Regions from separate parts of the Homo sapiens genome. Here region 1 is linked to region 2. Evidence: read pairs that join two places in POLR2A ChIA-PET (ENCODE). Cell type or tissue: Panc1. All regions are shown on one strand.

The links. ChIA-PET counts read pairs that join two places held together with the same protein. Peaks named below come from ENCODE experiments on the same cell type or tissue, not always from the same donor. Only the 100,000 strongest peaks of a DNase experiment are listed, where the experiment ranks them.
Region 1: POLR2A ChIA-PET joins it to region 2 with 5 read pairs; 5 of 35 experiments call an interaction of 5 or more read pairs at or near these places.

What each region holds. Positions count from the first base shown.
Region 1 is chr1:92,838,611-92,843,610 of GRCh38, forward strand. It overlaps RPL5 (ribosomal protein L5), which reads left to right. Exons shown (of 8, transcript NM_000969.5): 7 at 1,941-2,029; 8 at 3,156-3,314. The coding sequence ends at 3,255. It overlaps DIPK1A (divergent protein kinase domain 1A), which reads right to left. Exons shown (of 5, transcript NM_001006605.5): 5 at 3,557-5,000. The coding sequence ends at 4,773. It overlaps SNORA66 (small nucleolar RNA, H/ACA box 66), which reads left to right and starts at 2,109; the gene lies at 2,109-2,241. In Panc1, no CTCF peak of the experiment used is centred here; no DNase peak of the experiment used is centred here.
Region 2 is chr1:92,921,419-92,926,418 of GRCh38, forward strand. All of the region lies in intron 1 of DIPK1A (divergent protein kinase domain 1A), which reads right to left. Among named protein-coding and RNA genes, the nearest start is that of DIPK1A, 38 kb to the right of the region's middle. In Panc1, no CTCF peak of the experiment used is centred here; a DNase peak (open chromatin) is centred at 2,412; H3K4me3 peaks cover 293 bases.

The DNA of each region.
Region 1 (5,000 bases), 83 kb before region 2:
CCTCCTGTGTGCCTGCTGAAATCCTGTGCAGACATCTGATGTGTCTCCAACAGGAGGTGGTCTTTACCTCAATTCAGGCATTATCTACATGTCTGCTTGTCTGACGTCTTGGAAGGAACTGGGTTGCTTAGATTTGTTGAATGACTATATATGAAGTCATCAAATGGATTTGTTATTTGTTAGTGAACAGCTAGCTATAATAGAGTGCTAAAAGAGGTAGGGAAATTAACTTTCAAAATGGGTATAGGTAGTTGAGGTTTCAAATGCAGTGAGCATTTTTGCATTATTTTCCTTTAATAATCTTTATGCAAATGCATGTAGTAATCACATCTCCACATTGATTGAATAATTTTAGAGACCTGGATTACTGTGACATAGTCTGTAGTGGGCTATAATTATTAGATATTCAGAGAGTTGCAGCTTTTTTTTTTTTTTTTTTTCAGTGAGTTTTAGAACAAAATTGCCCTGGCGGGGCATGGTGGCTCACGCCTGTAATCCCCGGACTTGGGAGGCCGTGGTGGGCAGATCACCTGATGTCAGGAGTTCGAGACCAGCCTGGCCAATATGGTGAAACCCTGTCTCTGCTAAAAATACAAAAATTAGCTGGGCATGGTGGCTCACTCCTGTAATCCCAGCGACTCGGGAGGCTGAGGCAGAAGAATTGCTTGAACCCTGGAGGTGGAGGTTGCACTGAGCTGGGATCGCGCTACTGCACTCCAGCCTGGGCAACAGAGCGAGACTTCATGTCAAAAAACAAAAAATTGCCCAATAAAATATCTGATCGGTTGGCTTTTCAGGAAAACTTCTGACATCTTTCTGGTCTAGAGGCCTTATATTACCACTAGATACTAGGGATAGATTGGTGGTAGTGAAAGACAGAAGAGAGGTCCTTGGTACATAATGCTGGGAATTACTTTTAAAGGCCTGTGAGATAAAGATGGAAAACAAAAGTCTAGGGATTGTGGGATGACAGATGAATTTGCTTGTTGGCCTGTGTCCAGTCCTTGGTCTCAGTTAAGCTATGTCAGTGTTGTGACTCTTGGTCCCATACGTTCATCATCTTAATATCTTAATACTTTTGGCACTTGTTCTTGAATGAAAGAATCTAGGTCAGACAGTATTTAAAATGAGAAGCGCAATATTTGTTTCTGCAGACAAAAATTTGATTTAGAGTGACTCAAGAAGTGTGGCTGAATTTCTCAGAAGTACATGCAGATTTTTCTTTTTGTTTTCTTACTTTTTTTTTTTGAGGCAGGATCTTGTTCTGTTTCCTGGGCTGGGGTGCAATGGCACAATTATAGCTCATTGCAACTTCAGACTTCTGGGCTCAAGCAATTCTCCCACCTCAGCCTCTCGAGGTAGCTGGGGTTATAGGTGTGCACCACCATGCCCTGCTAATTTTTTTTTTTTTTTTTTAATTTTTGGTAGAGATGAGGTCTCATTCTGTCATCTAGGCTGGGGTCCAGTGAGCTGTGATTGTGCCACTGCAGCCTTGACCTCCTGGACTCACGTGTAGTCCTGTAGCTGGGACTACAGGTGCATGCCACCATTAATAATTGCCACCTGGCTAATTAGTTTTTTTATGGAGACAGGTCTCACTGTGTTGCCTTAGCTGGTCTCAAACTCCTGGGCTGAAGTGATCCTCCCACTTCAGACTCCCAAAGTGCTTGAGATTACAGGCATGAACCACCACACCTGGCCTGATTTTTTTCTTGAGTAAGATGGAGTTCTGTAGTGATAATTCACATTGCATAAGGTGAAAATTGGGAATTTGTTAGGAAAAGGTGAGTTACATTTAGAAGTTAAAGTGTTTACCAACATTGATTTAGTTTAGTTCCTTTTGAGAATCTGGCTTAGAAGGACAAGATAAGTTATGGTTGCATTAATATAGTAGGGCACATGAAATGAAACCAAGTACTGTTTGCTTTCCTTTGTTTCAGATGGAGGAGATGTATAAGAAAGCTCATGCTGCTATACGAGAGAATCCAGTCTATGAAAAGAAGCCCAAGAAAGAAGTTAAAAAGAAGAGGTATGTCGTCTTTTTTTTTGTCTTTTCAAGAAAACAGGTTGGGAATGGTTCCCACGTGGGGCAGACTGTTGGTGTAATTGTGCAAACTCGATCACTAGCTCTGCGTGATGTGGCAGAAGCGAAGGGAACCAGGTTTGCAAAAGTAACTGTGGTGATGGAAATGTGTTAGCCTCAGACACTACTGAGGTGGTTCTTTCTATCCTAGTACAGTCTAAGTACTGGTTACTGCATTTTTTTATTGGCTGACAAGTTGCTTTTTGTTGATCTTTCATGTTTTGATCTTTAAATGGAATAGAAAGTAATACTTAATGAACATGTAAGCATAAAGTGATGTGATGGCCCACAAATACAATGTATAGTAATTAAATCAATGTATTTAACATATTCACCTCAAATACTTAACACTTTGTGGCAACAACATTTGAAATTTATTCTCTTAATTGTGAAATGTACGATATTCTATATTCATCATGCTGTGCAATAGAACTAAAAACAAAATCATACTCCTCCTGTTGGAGATTTTATACTTGACTATCATCTGCCCATTCTTTGCACCCACCAGCCTCTGTAACCACCATTCTGCTCTCTGCTTCTGTGAGTTCCATTGTTTTAGATTCTATATGAATATGAAGTATTTGTCTTTTTGTGCCTGGCTTATTTCACTGAGCACAATATTCTCCACTTCATTCATGTTGCAAATGACAGAATTTCCATCATTTTTAAAGACTGGGTAATAATCCATTATGTATATGTATACCACATTTCCTTTATCCATTTATCTGTTGCTATTAATATATAGTGCTGCAATGAACATGGGAGTGCCACTCTCTTGGACAAACTGATTTCAAAACATTTGGGCAAATACCTAGAAGTGGTATTACTGAATCTAACATGTCTTCTATTTGACTTTTGGCCCTATGGTAGTAGGACATCACAGAAGTTGGGGTTTGGGAAAGTTAGCTTAAGATCATACATAAGTAAATGTATTTGAACTTGGATTATTTAACCTTCTGATTGCAAAGTCTTAAATATTCTCTATCAAAATTAAATTTTATTAAAATTTTAAATTAAATATTCTATTCTCTTCAGTTATAGTTTAAAAAATATATATTCCTATCTTTTGTAGGTGGAACCGTCCCAAAATGTCCCTTGCTCAGAAGAAGGATCGGGTAGCTCAAAAGAAGGCAAGCTTCCTCAGAGCTCAGGAGCGGGCTGCTGAGAGCTAAACCCAGCAATTTTCTATGATTTTTTCAGATATAGATAATAAACTTATGAACAGCAACTATTTCTGTGTTAAGCTCTTATTCTTATGAACCTTATAGGAAATACCCTGAAATATTTTGGAAAAGCAAAGGAGTTGACAGGTTTTTTTCTCCAAGAAAACAAGTGTAACTAACTTTTTAAGAAAAAAAGTTGTTATTTCTTGGGCTTCTGTTTTACCTGACAGGAGTCATTATCCCTTATGTTGTATGATGAACAGCTCTCCCTAAAAATTTGGCAAGCAACAGACCAACCATCAGTGGGAAATATTTCTTCCATCCATTTATTATAACCAGATGATGAATGGGAAAAGTACCTTAAAGTAAACAAAACTGGTGCTAATCCATGGCGTTGAAGGAAAGTTTTGAGAGAAAGCTGTCCAGTGATGGTCACATAGATTTTTAACATGTTCCACTTTAGGTAGGCGAAACCTTTGAGCAGAAAATAGTGGTTCTTTTCTCCAAAAGGTGTTTAATTTTATGGAGATGTTGAAAGGTACATGCCAAATCTGAGTATACGTGTGAAAATAATATGAAAGAGGAGCAAATACTAAACCTTGTATATCAAGTTTACATGGGGAAAAAAACATTAGATAAATAAATACATTTACATGCCTCTTTAAGAAATAGCCCTTTGGCCCACAGGATATACTGTTTGAAAATGGAAAGTTATTACTAAAAAGTCTGCTATAATTTATTTTAGTCTTGCACTTACAGTCCCACTTTCACATAGTTCAAAATCAGGATATGTGGATCTTGATTGGGCCTTAAGATGTCAGTTTTGAAGGGCTCAGTCAGCTGCGTGATACTAAGATGGGCCCTTTGAATCTTTAGGAAAGTTCATCCATTTTTAGTCAATAAAATTGGTGTACTGTCAAGTATAAGATTTCTTGAAGTAAGCCACTTGAACCATTGTGAAGCTACACATAACTTGATGTCTGAATGAGGTTAAAAATGGGTGTATAAGTCTTTAATACAGTAAACCATGCTATTAACCCAACATCTGTTTTATAAAGAAGCAAGTTTAACCTGCTTTGCAGTCTTAATTTCTGTTAATGTGCAAACTTTACCATGCTAAGACATTAGTAAATTTATAAATTTTCTTGTTGAACAGCAGCTTCAATGCAAACACAATGCTTCCAGCATTGGTATTTTGGCTAAGGTAAATCTACAAATCACTCACTGTTGATGTTTATGGAATGAAGCTTTTCACAGCATTGGTTTTTAAAGTCAGTCAAAATAGTTACACAATGAATGTACTTCGGAGATGTAACAGGGCTTCTAAAAGGGCAGGAATGACATCTTGGGGACCTGTTGATCCTACACCTGCCATTACTTCAGTGATCACATACTGATGGCTTCTCAGGCCTGGGGGGAAGGAGTTTTGTGTAACTGGCCGGAATTTGAAGCCATTTTTTTTTAATGCTCAAAATTGTTCTTTAAAAGTGGCAGGTTTCTTAAAATGGTAATTATGTCCAAATGAACTAAGAGTCATTAGTGTAGGAAATTTTCTTCCACAATAATGTTTTTAGGTTATTTAGTATCAAAGAATGTTCCATTTCCATTTGATTTGCTGTGACTTTGAGAGCAATACAAGAATAAAGCTGCTTTTCTAATTCTTCACGAATTTCACTTGGAGCACCACGCAGTAGGTAGTCTTTGAGTAACTGACAAGCTTTTGCCAAGTTTGGTTGTATCACTTCTGAAGTACA
Region 2 (5,000 bases):
TGCAATGTGTTGCAAAAAAATTGACATAAGTATAAGGTAGCATATATAGGCTTACTAATTAGAAAGGAGAATTTGCTAGTCGGGAGTAAAACAATAAGACAATTTGCTACATCCTAAGTGCTTTTGAGGACAGGAGGACGGTGGGACCTGAGGAACCTGGCTCAGTGGGAGAGCAACTGTGCGTCAGTCTTGGGCAGGACATCTCTGGAGTGGAAGTACTGTCTGGAGAAAGACCAGCTCCTCGGAGTTGGGCAGTAGGTAAGAACAGGATCCAAAGTGAAGGCTAAAAGTTTGATCCTGCCTCTATTTTCAAGTACCAAACCAGGGTAGTCAGTAAGATAGTGAAAGCAAGTCATCTATAAAAGGTACAAGGAAAGGGACCAGGAGTTCTATCCTCAGCCCTTGGCTCTCCACCTAAAGAACAATTACCTGGAAAGCCCTCAAGCTTGAAGGTCATCAGAATGTGCTCTAATTGTTTGCCTCAGATTGGAGGTTACTGCACAAAGAAATTAAGACCTCACATTTATTTATTTATTTTTTTTTCCTGGTAGAGCAGTCACAAAGAACTTAACGTCTGTTTTTAAAATTTAAGAATTTTAAATCTAAAAAGGTTAGTATTTTAAATGTTCCTTTTTACATTGTTTAAGCTAATACTACTATTTAAATAATATTTATGTTCTCTAGTTTAACTGTTTAATTAAAATCTTAATTGTTTTTGGCTTTCGTTTCACTATTTTGTATGCCCTTTTGCTTAGTTAACAGCATTTTAATCAATTTTCCTTTATCTATAGTTTTATTGAAAAATACATGCTCATTTCAAAAGTAGAAGATTTGAAAATCACAACTTAGTAGTCATTTAATTTTTTAACATTTGAAATATTTCTTTTCAGTTTTTTTGGAGAAATTTTTCTTTTCTTTTTTTTTTAGCATTATTGTACTGTAATCTTATTTAATTGAACTTCTGGATCTTGTGGTAAATAATGCCTCAGGGAGAGGGTTTTCCAGACGAATTATTTGCGCCCAACTACACAATTTCGTCCGGGGAGAATAACTCATGAGGGAACTGTTTGCTTTTAAGTGTAATCCAGATGCCAACACGACACACATTTCTGCAGACTCATCCATGGACACGGTTCAATCAATGCGGTTTGCTAAGATGAGGATTCTAAGAACTCGGGAGGGCCCTATACTTGCTGGCAGTCCTCTGGAAGTCTGAAGGTGTTTAGTAACATAAATCCTATTCTTAAGTTCATTTTGATTTGTCTTTCAGTCAATTAAAACTTTGTTCATTTGTTTTAGTTCTCCAAGAAGGCTATGTGCACAGCATATTTTGAACCCTGGCATACATGAATGTCTGTAACCTTCGAGAATGAAACAAAATGCAGCCAGTACAACACTCTCTAGTCACAACCTTTTCCCCTGAAAACTTTGGCTCACAAGTTCTGGCACTGGTGCTGTAGAAAAGTCTGTCATCCATAGCTACCATCTCCCTCACAGTTTTCATCTCCTTTTTTTTTTTTCCTCTGCATTCTGAGAAAATTTCTCAAATCTGTTTTCCACATCATTGCTTCAGTACACCTCAGGGTGAATCCTGCTTTTAACACTGTCTTCAGTTTATATCTTCACTGCTATTTCATGTCCAGTTTACCTGTAGCTTTCCATGCTTATTGTTCCCTTTTCATCTCAGCCTATTTGCTCCTTATACTTTTTGTGTATGTATGTTTGTTTTTGTTTTTTTGAGATGGAGTCTCACTCTGTTGCCCAGGCTGGGGTGCAGTGGCACGATCTCGGCTCACTGCAACCTCTGCCTCCTGGGTTCAAGTGATTCTGCTGCCTCAGCCTTCCGAGTAGCTGGGACTATAGGCGCCCACCACCACGCCTGGGTAATTTTTGTATTTTTAGTAGAGACGGGATTTCACCATATTGGCCAGGCTGGTCTCGAACTCCTGACCTTGTTACTGCCTGCCTTGGCCTCCCAAAGTGCTAGGATTACAGGCATGAGCCACCTCACTCAGCCTGTTCCTTATACTTTTATACTTCAGTTCCACAGAGGCTATATCTTCCTGAATCAACTAAGGATGCTAGAAAAGTTTCAAAATTTCTTACATTTCTATAATAAATAATTTTCAGAGAGTTGCTCTTCCTCTAAATCTTCATAATGATGTTCCCTTTGTTCTGAAAGTTTTATAAGTCCCATATTGCTATGTGATCTCTCATTTGAGGATGAGGAAAACATCTAGACCTGGTATTTGACAACAAACAGGTATATGAACCACCACTGGCCCCATTCTGTCAACATATGTACTAGTGGAATCGTCTGCTCTAATCTACAGCTGCATAGTTGATGAGCATAACTTCTAATCTAATTCCCAGTGTCTTAACAGGCTTCCATCTGGGGCAGGTCTGCTAAACTCAAATCCAACCATCAGGCTTAGTGTTACACAGAAATGATGGAATATTTCGAAACAAAACAAAACAAAACAAAAACGAAACTACAATCTCCAGCATATTACTTGAGACTCTTTTCGTTATTAGTCCATGGAAAGTCTATCTCTAATTGGCTTCAACTGAAACAGAATTTAGGGACTCAAATAACATACCTCTCCATTTATTTAAATCTTTTTAAATTTCTCTCAGCAGTATTTTATACTTTTCAGTGTAGAGGTGTGCATGTTTGTTAAATTTATTCTTAAGTATTTTTGATGCTATTAAAAGATAATTGGTTTTTAAATCTTATTTAAGTAAAAACAGTTAATTTTTTATTGCCCTTGTATCTCAAGACTTTGTTAAATTTACTTATTGTTTATAGTAGTTTTAAAATTGATTCCTCAGGATATTCTACTATATAAATAATCTGAGAATAGGGAGCTTTTACTTCTTCCTTTTTAATCTTTTTTTTTTTTACTTCTCCTTGCCTTATTGCATTGGCAAGGACATTCAGAAAAATGTTGAGTAGAAATTTTGAGAATGGTATCCTTGCCTGTGTAGCACCCAATTCTGTCGCTGTTCAGGGCGCCACTATATAACCCGCACGGATCAAGGGGAACTGAAAAAAGAGGGAGTGAATGCGGGAATAGAAGACAAAGACAAAACAGTATATTTGGAAGAAGGAGTCAGGGGGCACCTTGCCTCTAGTGGACAAGGGCCCTGAGCTCTACACAGCCCTCCGTATTTCTAGGCAAAAGAGATAGTGAGAAGGTGGGTGGAAGAAGGGGTCAGCTGCTCGGTCCGGAGTAGGCTTTCAAGACTGCATTCTTCGAACAACAGGCTCTAGATGTCGCAGTAGATAACGTCGGTGTCAGGGAGTGATTGAGTCCAGCAAATCTTCTGTCGGCAGGAGCACTTGTGAGTTTGCTCATATCCTGCATTCATGATAAACAGTTTGCTGTTTGATCATATAGCTTCCAGTGGAATGCTGAGTTGGTCATGTCCCATGGGCCTTCGGCTCCCTGCACTTGCCTTGTTCCAGATATTAAAGGCATAGTCCTCAGGGGCTTATTACTAAGAATGATGTTAGCTGAAGTCATGTTGTAGATGCCCTTTATCAGATTGATGAAACTATCTTCTAATTCCAGTTTGCTGGATTTTATTTAAGCCCCATGCTGATTTTGGTCAAATGCTTTTTCTGTGTCTATTGAGATGGCCACATTTCTTCTCCTTATCATTAATGTGGTGGATTACATTTATTTATTTTCAAATACAAAACCAATTTTATATTCCTGGGATAAAACCCACTTGGTCATGTTGTATTAATCCTTTTATTTATAGCTGGATTCAATTTGTTAATATTTTGTTAAACAGCTTTATGTATGTTCATAAGAGATTTTTAACTTTTCATAATGTCTTTACTAGATTTTAGTATCTGAATTATACTAGCCTCACAAAATTAGTTGAGAAGTTATTTCTTCTTCATTTTCTGAAGCTGTTTGTTAGATTTTACAGTGTCTTTCACAAATGTTTGAGAATTCACTTTTGATACTCTCTGGGCCTGAAGTTTTCTTTGTAGGAATGTTTTCTATCACAAAGTGAATTTCCTTGACACATAAAAGACTATTCAGTTTTTTGGGGTTTTTTTGTTTTTTTGCTTTTGTTTTTGAGACAGTCTCGCGCTGCAACCCAGGATGGAGTGCAGGGGTACGATCTCGGCTCACTGCAACCTCCACCTCCCAGATTGAAGCAATTCTCCTGCCTCAGCCTCCCGAGTAGCTGGGATTACAGGCATGCACCACCATACCTGGCTTATTTTTGTATTTTTAGTAGAGATGGGGGGTTTCACCATGTTGGCCAGGCTGGTCTTGAACTTCGGACCTTGTGATCCACCCTCCTCAGCCTCCCAAAGTGTTGGGATTACAGGTGTGAGCCACCGTGCCAGGCCAAGACTATTCAGTTTTTAAATTTAATTTTGTGTCAGTTTTGGAAAGCTGCATTTTTCCAGGAATTTGTTTCATCGAAGGCATCAAATTTATTGGTGTAAAGTTGTTTTTAGAATTCGATTATCTTTTTGAAGTTTACAGATACATAATCATGCTCCTCCTTCATTATCAGTATTGGTATATAATAAGCTTTTTCTAGGCATTTTCAATTTTTTTGATCTTTTGAAAAAATCCATTTTGGTTTTGTTTATTGTCTCTGTTGTCTATTTTCTAATTAATTGATATCTGCTATTGTCTTTACTTTCTTCTTTCTTGGGTTTAATTTGCTTATTTTTTTCCACCTTCTGGTAACTTAAATATTACATTTTAACACTTCTTCCTTTCTAATATGAACAATTAAAGCTATAAATTTCTCTGTAAGCAGTGCTTTAACTGCATCCCAAAAATGCTAACACATTTTTTATTATCATTCAGTTCAAAATATTTTCAGAAATACACTATCTAATTTCCAAATCTTTGGGGGTTTTCCAAATATCTTTTTGTTACTGACTTGTATTTTAATTCAACTGTAATCAGAAAACATACTCTGTTAGATCTCAATCTTCTAAAACTTATTAAGACTTGTTT